3 separate regions of the Homo sapiens genome follow, and regions 1 and 3 are each linked to region 2. A link is a loop called in an ENCODE intact Hi-C map of the cell type or tissue named here. Cell type or tissue: Caco-2. All regions are shown on one strand.

Region 1 (2,500 bases), 59 kb before region 2:
CTTAGTTTCTTTAGCTAAATTTCCATTTTTCCTCTTCAGCTGGATCAATGCTATTTTAAAACAACAACAATACCAGGAAGAGTAAATGAGAATCTAACGAAAATAGTTATCTGCAGGGTGTGAATAGAAATGTAGAAATGTAGCAAAAGGGCTAGGGATCGGAGGGAGACATCTTCTAGTATACCGTCTTATATATGTTTGATTTTTCAATCATTTAAATGTTTTTACATGTTTAGAAACAAAATTAAATTACCAAGAGCGAAAAAAAACTAAACCTAAAGATGAGTTTTAACAAAAGCAAATGAAACCTAATTCTGTATCAAATCATATAGAAAAATTCTAATTCAAAGAATTTGGGACACAGTACCCTGACTATACACCCTTAATGGAATATATTCTAAAGAGAATAAACACCACAAAGATGCCTTAAACCTGACTGAGTAGGTTTGTTCTTAGTAGTATAACTGGTGCAGTAACTCTGAAATGATTTGTGTGTGTTGTAGAATAGAGAAAGTTAATGAATATGTTGGCATTTTGAGAACCAAGTTCTCACTGTGAGAGAAAGAACACATGAATAGGGATTGTGGGAAGGGAAGGAAGACCCTGGGGTGTTGGATTTGAATTGGAAGTATCAAAGTAAATACAAGATTTCTTTTTTTGAAAAAGTATTTGCTAGCTCTATCCACTGAAAGAGCCTAGAAATAACAATGCTCCAATGGAATGAGTGCACCAAGCACCCAGAATTTGGTTTTTTAATAGTGTTCTCCATTGAAAGGAGCCAGGAGCCTTGGGAGAAATGACTGATCCGATTCTGGAGCAGAGACAGTACAGGGTAAGCCTAGGATGTCAGGTTGCGCTAAAAATCAAGAAAGTGCTCAAATTCTAATGGTGACATGTCAAAGGAGCACGGGAGCCAAACTGAAAGGGCTCCCACCAGGCAAATTTTGGACAATTTGAGTTTTAATATTTGTAATTAATTATGACACATGGATTTTTTTTAAGTTCCCCAGTTCATGGTGATATTCAAAAGGGTGGGGAAACTCTTCTTCATGAAAGAATGCCTGTTAATGAAGTAGAATGATAGAATTAGACAATTACCATTTTACAACGTAGTGAGTTACTCGGCTAAGAATCATCGGTGTATTCTGTTACCATTGAATAAAAGGTTGGTGAGATATTCATGCAGTTCAAATATAACCCCTTCAGATTACTTAGTAAGTAAAAAGGGGCAAGGGTGCAATGGAGAACAGTGGTGGACACCACTTAACCAAATGATCAAACTCAGCATCTAATAACGGGACCAACTGACATGAAATGGCAGCCAATTTCTCTACAATAGAAATGGCACGGATTCTTCAAAAATCTCAGGAAGGACCGAGCACAGTGGCTCACGCCTGTAATTTCAGCACTTTGGGAGGCCAAGGCGGGTGGATCACTTGAGGTCAAGGAATTCAAGACCAGCCTGACATAGTGAAGTGAAACTCCGTCTCTACTAAAAATACAAAAATTAGCCAGGAGGTGGCGCACGTCTGTGGTCCCTGCTACACGGAAGGCTGAGGCAGGAGAATCGCTTGAACAGGGAGGAGGAGGCTGCAATGAGCCGAGATCATGCCACTGCACTCCAGCCTGGGCAACAGAGTGAGACCCTGTCTCAAAAAAAAAAAAAAAAAGAAAGAAAGAAAAAAGAAAAGAAAAAAGAAAGTCAAGAAGAATTTTAAAAAATGATCTATTCTAGACTCAAGGATAATAAAGACACATGCAATGCATGATCCTTGAATCAAGGAGGGAACTACAAAGGACATTGTGGGGACAATGGAGGATATTTGGATGTGGATAGTATATGAAATAGTGCTATATCAATATTACATTTCTTGAATGTGATATGGTATTGTGAAGGAGAGTATCTTTAGAAGAGATGTGCTGTAGTGTTTAAGAGAAAGTATTATGATGTCTATAACTTAAATGATTCAGATTTTTTAGAAATATATATATGCTAGGTGTGGTGGCTCATGCCTGTAATCCCAGCATTTTGGGAGGCCGAGGCGGGCAGATCACCTAAGGTCAGGAGTTTGAGACCAGCCTGGCCAACATGGCAAAACCCTGTCTGGCAAAACCCTGTCTGTACTAAAAATACAAAAATTAGCCCAGCATGGTAGCACATGCCTGTAACCCCAGCTACTCAGGAAGCTGAGGCCTGTAACCCCAGCTACTCAGGAAGCTGAGGCAGGAGAATCATTTGAACCTAGGAGGCAGAGGATGCAGTGAGCCGAGATCACGCCATTGCACTCCAGCCTGAGCAACAAGAGCAAAATTCCATCTCAAGAAAAAAAAAAAAAAAGAAAAAAGAAAGAAACATAGATAAATAGATAGATAGATAGATAGATAGATAGATAGATAGATAGATAGATAGATGATAGATAGATAGGCATAGGCATAGATAGAGAGAGAGAGACATGGCTAATGTAAGTGAAACGTTCCAGGTGTTCATCGTACTCTTCTT
Region 2 (2,500 bases):
AAAAAAAAAAAACTGGCATGAGATAAGAGTGTAATCTAAAAGCCCAAAAGAACAACCCTGCTTAATTAAAATAATCTTGAGAAATGAGCATTTGTTAAATAAAGTGTCTTATTTTACATACTTATTTCATCTTTCTTTTTTTTTTTTTTAATGACAAAATAGTATTTAATCCTATATTTAGTCAAAAGACCAGAGTTAAACCAGATCTCTTCTGGGGCTTTTTCTGTGTAAACCACATCAAAACATGAACGAAAGACTGGCTTCTGGTTTAGTCAATCCTGGTAAATTTACCCAATCCTGCAAAGGAAACTATGGAGGAGAAATCCAGGGACTTGTTGGGAAGGGCACACAGAAACCTTAGTTCAAAAAGAAACTAGTCATTGTTCGGGGCCAGCAGAGCTCTCAGTAACACATTTTCTTTGTTTGTTTTACCAAGGTATTCCTGCTGCCACCAAGAGACAGCAATGACATGTACAGCCATCTGGGACATGCCTGTCTTCCTAATACCATTTGGAGCTGGACAACATTTGACACCAACCAATCATACTGGACAAGGCCCTTAGAGGACTTGAAATATACTTCTCATGCTGTAGTTTATTTAGGCTGTGACTCTCTCTCTAATGCTGCTCTCGGGAAGGACGAAAGTGACCTGCAAGGAGAGAAATGCAACCATACATGGGCTCCAGTCAACTATGGGACTGAAGGTCCTAATTGCTCACCCAAGGGGGCTGCTTAACACAAACAGCCTCAGACCCGAGGTTTAGATTTCTGAAATATGCATTTTATGTTAAGTTGGGTATTTTTTTAAAAAAAGAAAAACAGCAACATTAATAAAAGAAGTGGTGTGTTTTTCCCGTGGCCAGATTTTTAAGAAACTTGAACATCTGGAAGTTGCCACAGACAAGCGAGCTAGTCCAGACACAGGGACACTCCAGGCTATGAACCAAGCCATGGTTAAACCAAGACTTGCCTAGACAATGCAGAATAACTCTCCCATACAGACTTCTTACGACAATCAAGTGAGGGCCTTTCCCTTCTCTGAAGGCAAGTAATAGGGCAGAAGGTGGAACAAAAAGCATGAGAAATCTAAGGTAGCCACATCCCAAATGCCAGTTAATAAGCAACTAGCTTCTTTATTAGAGAGGAGCGGGTGAAAAGTAGTAGTTTAATGTTCAGATATACAATCATTTAAAAGTATTCAATACATGGTGTTTGATGGTAATGGCAGGATGATGTCAAGTCTCTCTTTTTTTTTTTTTAAAGGTTTGTTTGAGTCCTATGTGGAAGCAAAAATTCACAGGTGAATTTCCGGGTGTTTGCCAAACTCTAACTAGGTTTCCAGGAATAATGTGTTCACTCTGATTACCAGGGCATGCCTCCTTTCCTCAGGCTTCAAGTGTGATAAGTCGTCGGAATTTGACCCAAGACTACTATCGGCAAATGACAAAGTGCTTTATCACATTCCTGCTAAGTCCCAGAATTCCACTTACAGCCAATCCTGAATGAGACTAGGTTTTGTCTAAAGAATCAAGGCTCAAACGCCAAGAAAAAAATAATAATAATAACCATAATCTCTTTAAAAGTAAAGGAAGCCTAGAAAATCCATGTTTTGACTTGTGTTAAGGTTTACAGATGGTACTCAATTTACAATGGTTTGTCTTGCAATTTTTGGACTTTACAACGGTGCAAAAGCCATACACATTCAGTACACCCTTCAACTGAACTCAACTTAAGATGGGGTTACCCAGACATAGACCTAAGTTGAGGAGCATCTGTAATTGCAGAGTTAAGCAAAATATTTTAAGTTTCTTTAAGTTTCTTATCCCCCACTCTCACTTTCAATTTTGTGTATTTAGATAATCTCTCCTTCCTTTTTCCCTTCAACTTTATGTGGACAAAAGCAATGCTTCAAGAAAAGCCTCAATCTAAAAGTTTGATAATGAACTTGACCCTCCACTGCCCCTACCCCAACAACATGAAGAACTTGTCTGTTCCACCTAGAAATACAAAAGTGAAATACTTTTTTGAAACTGTTGCCTCTTATCAGGCTGATATGTGATAAGAACACAGTCTAAAGTACAAAGATTATATTTAACCAGTACTTTCCTGGTGTTTTAACCAGCCCCTTCTAAAATACAGTTGTTCTTTTATACTTGGGAAAGCAGCAAGTCCTGTGACAGACCCAAAGTCACTCTAGGGAGAAAATCAATAGCAAGTCTGGCTGTTTTAACTCTCAACACCACTGTAAGGGAAAACAAGAAAATGTCTAGTTTCCCGAATAGCTCTGATACTGAACCATTGGCTAAATCCATGAACTTTATTTTCCTACCATGACCACAATAGACGACTGGTCTTTGCAGCTTCGGAAGAAAAGAGGACTAATATTTAGACCCCAGCTGGCTGCACATCCAAATCTTCTATGGAGGTTAAAAACACAAAAGTGGCCATCCCACTCCACCACCAAATTTTTTTTTTTAATTGAGATAGGGTCTTGCTCTGT
Region 3 (2,500 bases), 67 kb before region 2:
TTCTCCTCTCTCCTGCCACGGTCCTTTGTTTATATCGTGAGTGCAGGCTTGTCACACGGATAGCAACCAGATTATTTATGTTTGTCTTCACTAGACTACAGGCTCTAAAGGGACACAGCTGTATTCTATGCATTTCCCTGTGCTGAGGCCTAGCACCTAGTGGGCGTGAAATAAATACGTGTGGAATGAAACTGTCAAAGACCATGTGACCAGCTGGCCCTGACCCCCTGCTAACAAGCAGCAGACCCAGAACCCCTTTCTGGTTCTCCTCCAGGCAGGGCACAGTTGTTTCCTATCTGAGCAGGCTCCATTTGCTTCACATCAGCCCAAGAACAGGGAATGGGAAATGCCTTGTGCTGCAGGAGGGAAGACAAAGTAAGCCAGAGAGCACTTGGCCATCTGGGGCTGGGAGCGGAAGAGAATGGAACCATTCTGGAGAGCCAGACATTTGTTTTGTAGTTGTTGCCTTTGTGAATGTACATGTCCTGAAACCCTGGTTAATTTTCTTGTTCAAACATTGGTTTAAAATTGCTGGCTCTAGGAGAGATACTGTCCTTCAGCAGGTTCTGTTATAAACTTTGCAACTCCAAGGTCTGATTCAGCAGCAAGCTGGAAAAGTTCCTGGTTGCTAAGAGACCAGAGAGCAAATTAGCAGCTCACAAAAGACCCAGCTAAGACCAGTAAAAAATAAGACAAACGAAAACAAGGTAGGAAATGGGCCTCCTCAAAATCAAAATAAGGTAAACAAACTGGCTAGGAAAATGTCTGATTGGAAAAGACAATTATAAGTATTCTTCATGCTGAAGTAAAATGCACTATAGGTAGCTAAACTCTATCTTTGTCTTTTTGTCACTTGAAGAAAACAGCAGGGGAGCCCCTTTCTAGTCCTGAAATTCCGGATCTATGAGTCAGAGGGAAAAACAAACTGTCCCAGTTGATAAGGAGGAAAGAAAAAAGTGAAATAGGCTGCCTCTTTTATGAGCTCTCCCTGCCAGGACGGTGAATGGGCTACCTGGGGTGGTGGCCCAGAAACATTCCTGCAAGCAAACAAAAGCCTCCCCCCAGGAAAGGTTTCTGATCACTGCTGGTCCAAGGCTCAGCCGCAACAGAGGGCTCTGACCCCCACAGGACTTGGCCAGACACTTCAAGATCCCATCTGGCAATCAAGCATGAGAATTCAGGTACTTGTAATAAGAAGGGGCAAAGAGAAAAGTACCAAATAGGTCCCAGGTATTAAATATTTATTTTGTTAAAGTGCCTCTATAGCTATGATTTTTAGTAATTTCTTTTCTGGTCAGACAATCTAGTAAAATATTATATTAAAATTATTTTTAATCAAAAACAGAAAAAAGCATGCCAATCACTTACCTCTGATGGAAATTCATTCTCCAAGACACACAGTTTTCCTAAGAACCTACTGCTTAGCTGGACAAAATAGTAGGAAAATGCTCCAAGTGGAAATTACCAGCCTCTTGAGGGAGGAGCTTGAAAATCTTAAGTGATCACAGAAAAGTCACAGTCATCTGGGTTTTGGAGACCAGAGAAGAAATGAAGAAGGGCAAAAAAAAAAAAAAAAAGAAAAAAAGAAAAAGATGGGGTGTGGGGAGGAAGATGGGGAAACATGGAGCTACAAATTGGGAGAAAATTAAGGCAGCCAGTAGGCATATGTCAGGGAGCTATGGCGTGATATGCCTAAGAACTATGTGACTGAATAGCCTCCACTTATCAATATTTGTTGGACAGCAAAAGGATTTCAGAATATGATGGATCCAACAAGCATGAAATAATCTTTAGGGGAAAAAATTACAATTCCCCACATGGCAGCTTCCTTCAGATCTTTTCTGACAATCCTGTTTGTCAGATTTCTAAATCGCATGCAACTGCTATATTTTAGGCAGAGCTGGTATCTTCCTGGAAAAAGACCGTCCCAAATATTCAGTGCCCCTCCCTGCAGGAGAAATAGACACCTCCTTTCTGATATATGCAGCTCTGGCCAAATGACTTGCTTTGGCCCATGAAATGTGAGCAGAAGTCACATGTGTCACTTTGGAGTATAAGTTTTAAGAGCTAGCACGTGGTTCTCTGGCTTTTCTCTTGCTGTCACAATGACCAGAACATGTTCCAGATAGTGCCTTATCCAACAGGCTTGGTCCCCAAGAGAAGAAAGCATGGAACAGAGCTGTGGCTGGATTGCAGTGGACACGTAGCCCAGATGAAAAATAAGTTCTGTTGTGGAGTTACCTGCAATTGCAGCAAAACCTAGCCTATGTGACTAATATACATGGCCCACGGGACTAAAAGGTGGCCAGAGTTGCCCCTCGCCCTCATTCACATTTTCTCACTAGCTGGCCACAGTCTCACCTTGAGAGGAAAGTCATTATGCTCCAGGTGGCTTTCTTAGAATTCAGATATGTTGCCTGACTGACCCAGGAAATCAGGGCTGGCAGCCCTGCTGCTGAGCGTGGTTCAGTACCCAAGAAACAGGCAAAGATGGCGCACG

Evidence for each region. A loop is a pair of places that touch in the nucleus more often than their neighbours do. Peaks named below come from ENCODE experiments on the same cell type or tissue, not always from the same donor. Only the 100,000 strongest peaks of a DNase experiment are listed, where the experiment ranks them.
Region 1: it touches region 2 in a loop (7-fold over the local background); 68 of 110 quality-filtered maps call a loop at or near these places.
Region 3: a loop joins it to region 2, with 6 times the contacts of the local background. A loop is called at or near these places in 67 of 110 quality-filtered maps.

Annotation. Positions count from the first base shown.
Region 1 is chr6:41,004,811-41,007,310 of GRCh38, forward strand. All of the region lies in intron 1 of LOC101929555 (a long non-coding RNA gene), which reads right to left. Among named protein-coding and RNA genes, the nearest start is that of UNC5CL, 33 kb to the right of the region's middle. In Caco-2, a CTCF peak has its summit at 1,542 (motif pointing right); a DNase peak (open chromatin) is centred at 1,511.
Region 2 is chr6:41,063,665-41,066,164 of GRCh38, forward strand. APOBEC2 (apolipoprotein B mRNA editing enzyme catalytic subunit 2) reads left to right here. Exons shown (of 3, transcript NM_006789.4): 3 at 437-1,227. It overlaps OARD1 (O-acyl-ADP-ribose deacylase 1), which reads right to left. Exons shown (of 6, transcript NM_001329686.2): 6 at 1,108-2,500. Among named protein-coding and RNA genes, the nearest start is that of OARD1, 7.4 kb to the right of the region's middle. In Caco-2, no CTCF peak of the experiment used is centred here; a DNase peak (open chromatin) is centred at 1,387.
Region 3 is chr6:40,996,770-40,999,269 of GRCh38, forward strand. The region is part of intron 1 of LOC101929555 (a long non-coding RNA gene); the gene reads right to left. Among named protein-coding and RNA genes, the nearest start is that of UNC5CL, 41 kb to the right of the region's middle. RefSeq lists enhancers at 203-876, 877-1,549. In Caco-2, no CTCF peak of the experiment used is centred here; DNase peaks (open chromatin) are centred at 74, 612 and 1,012.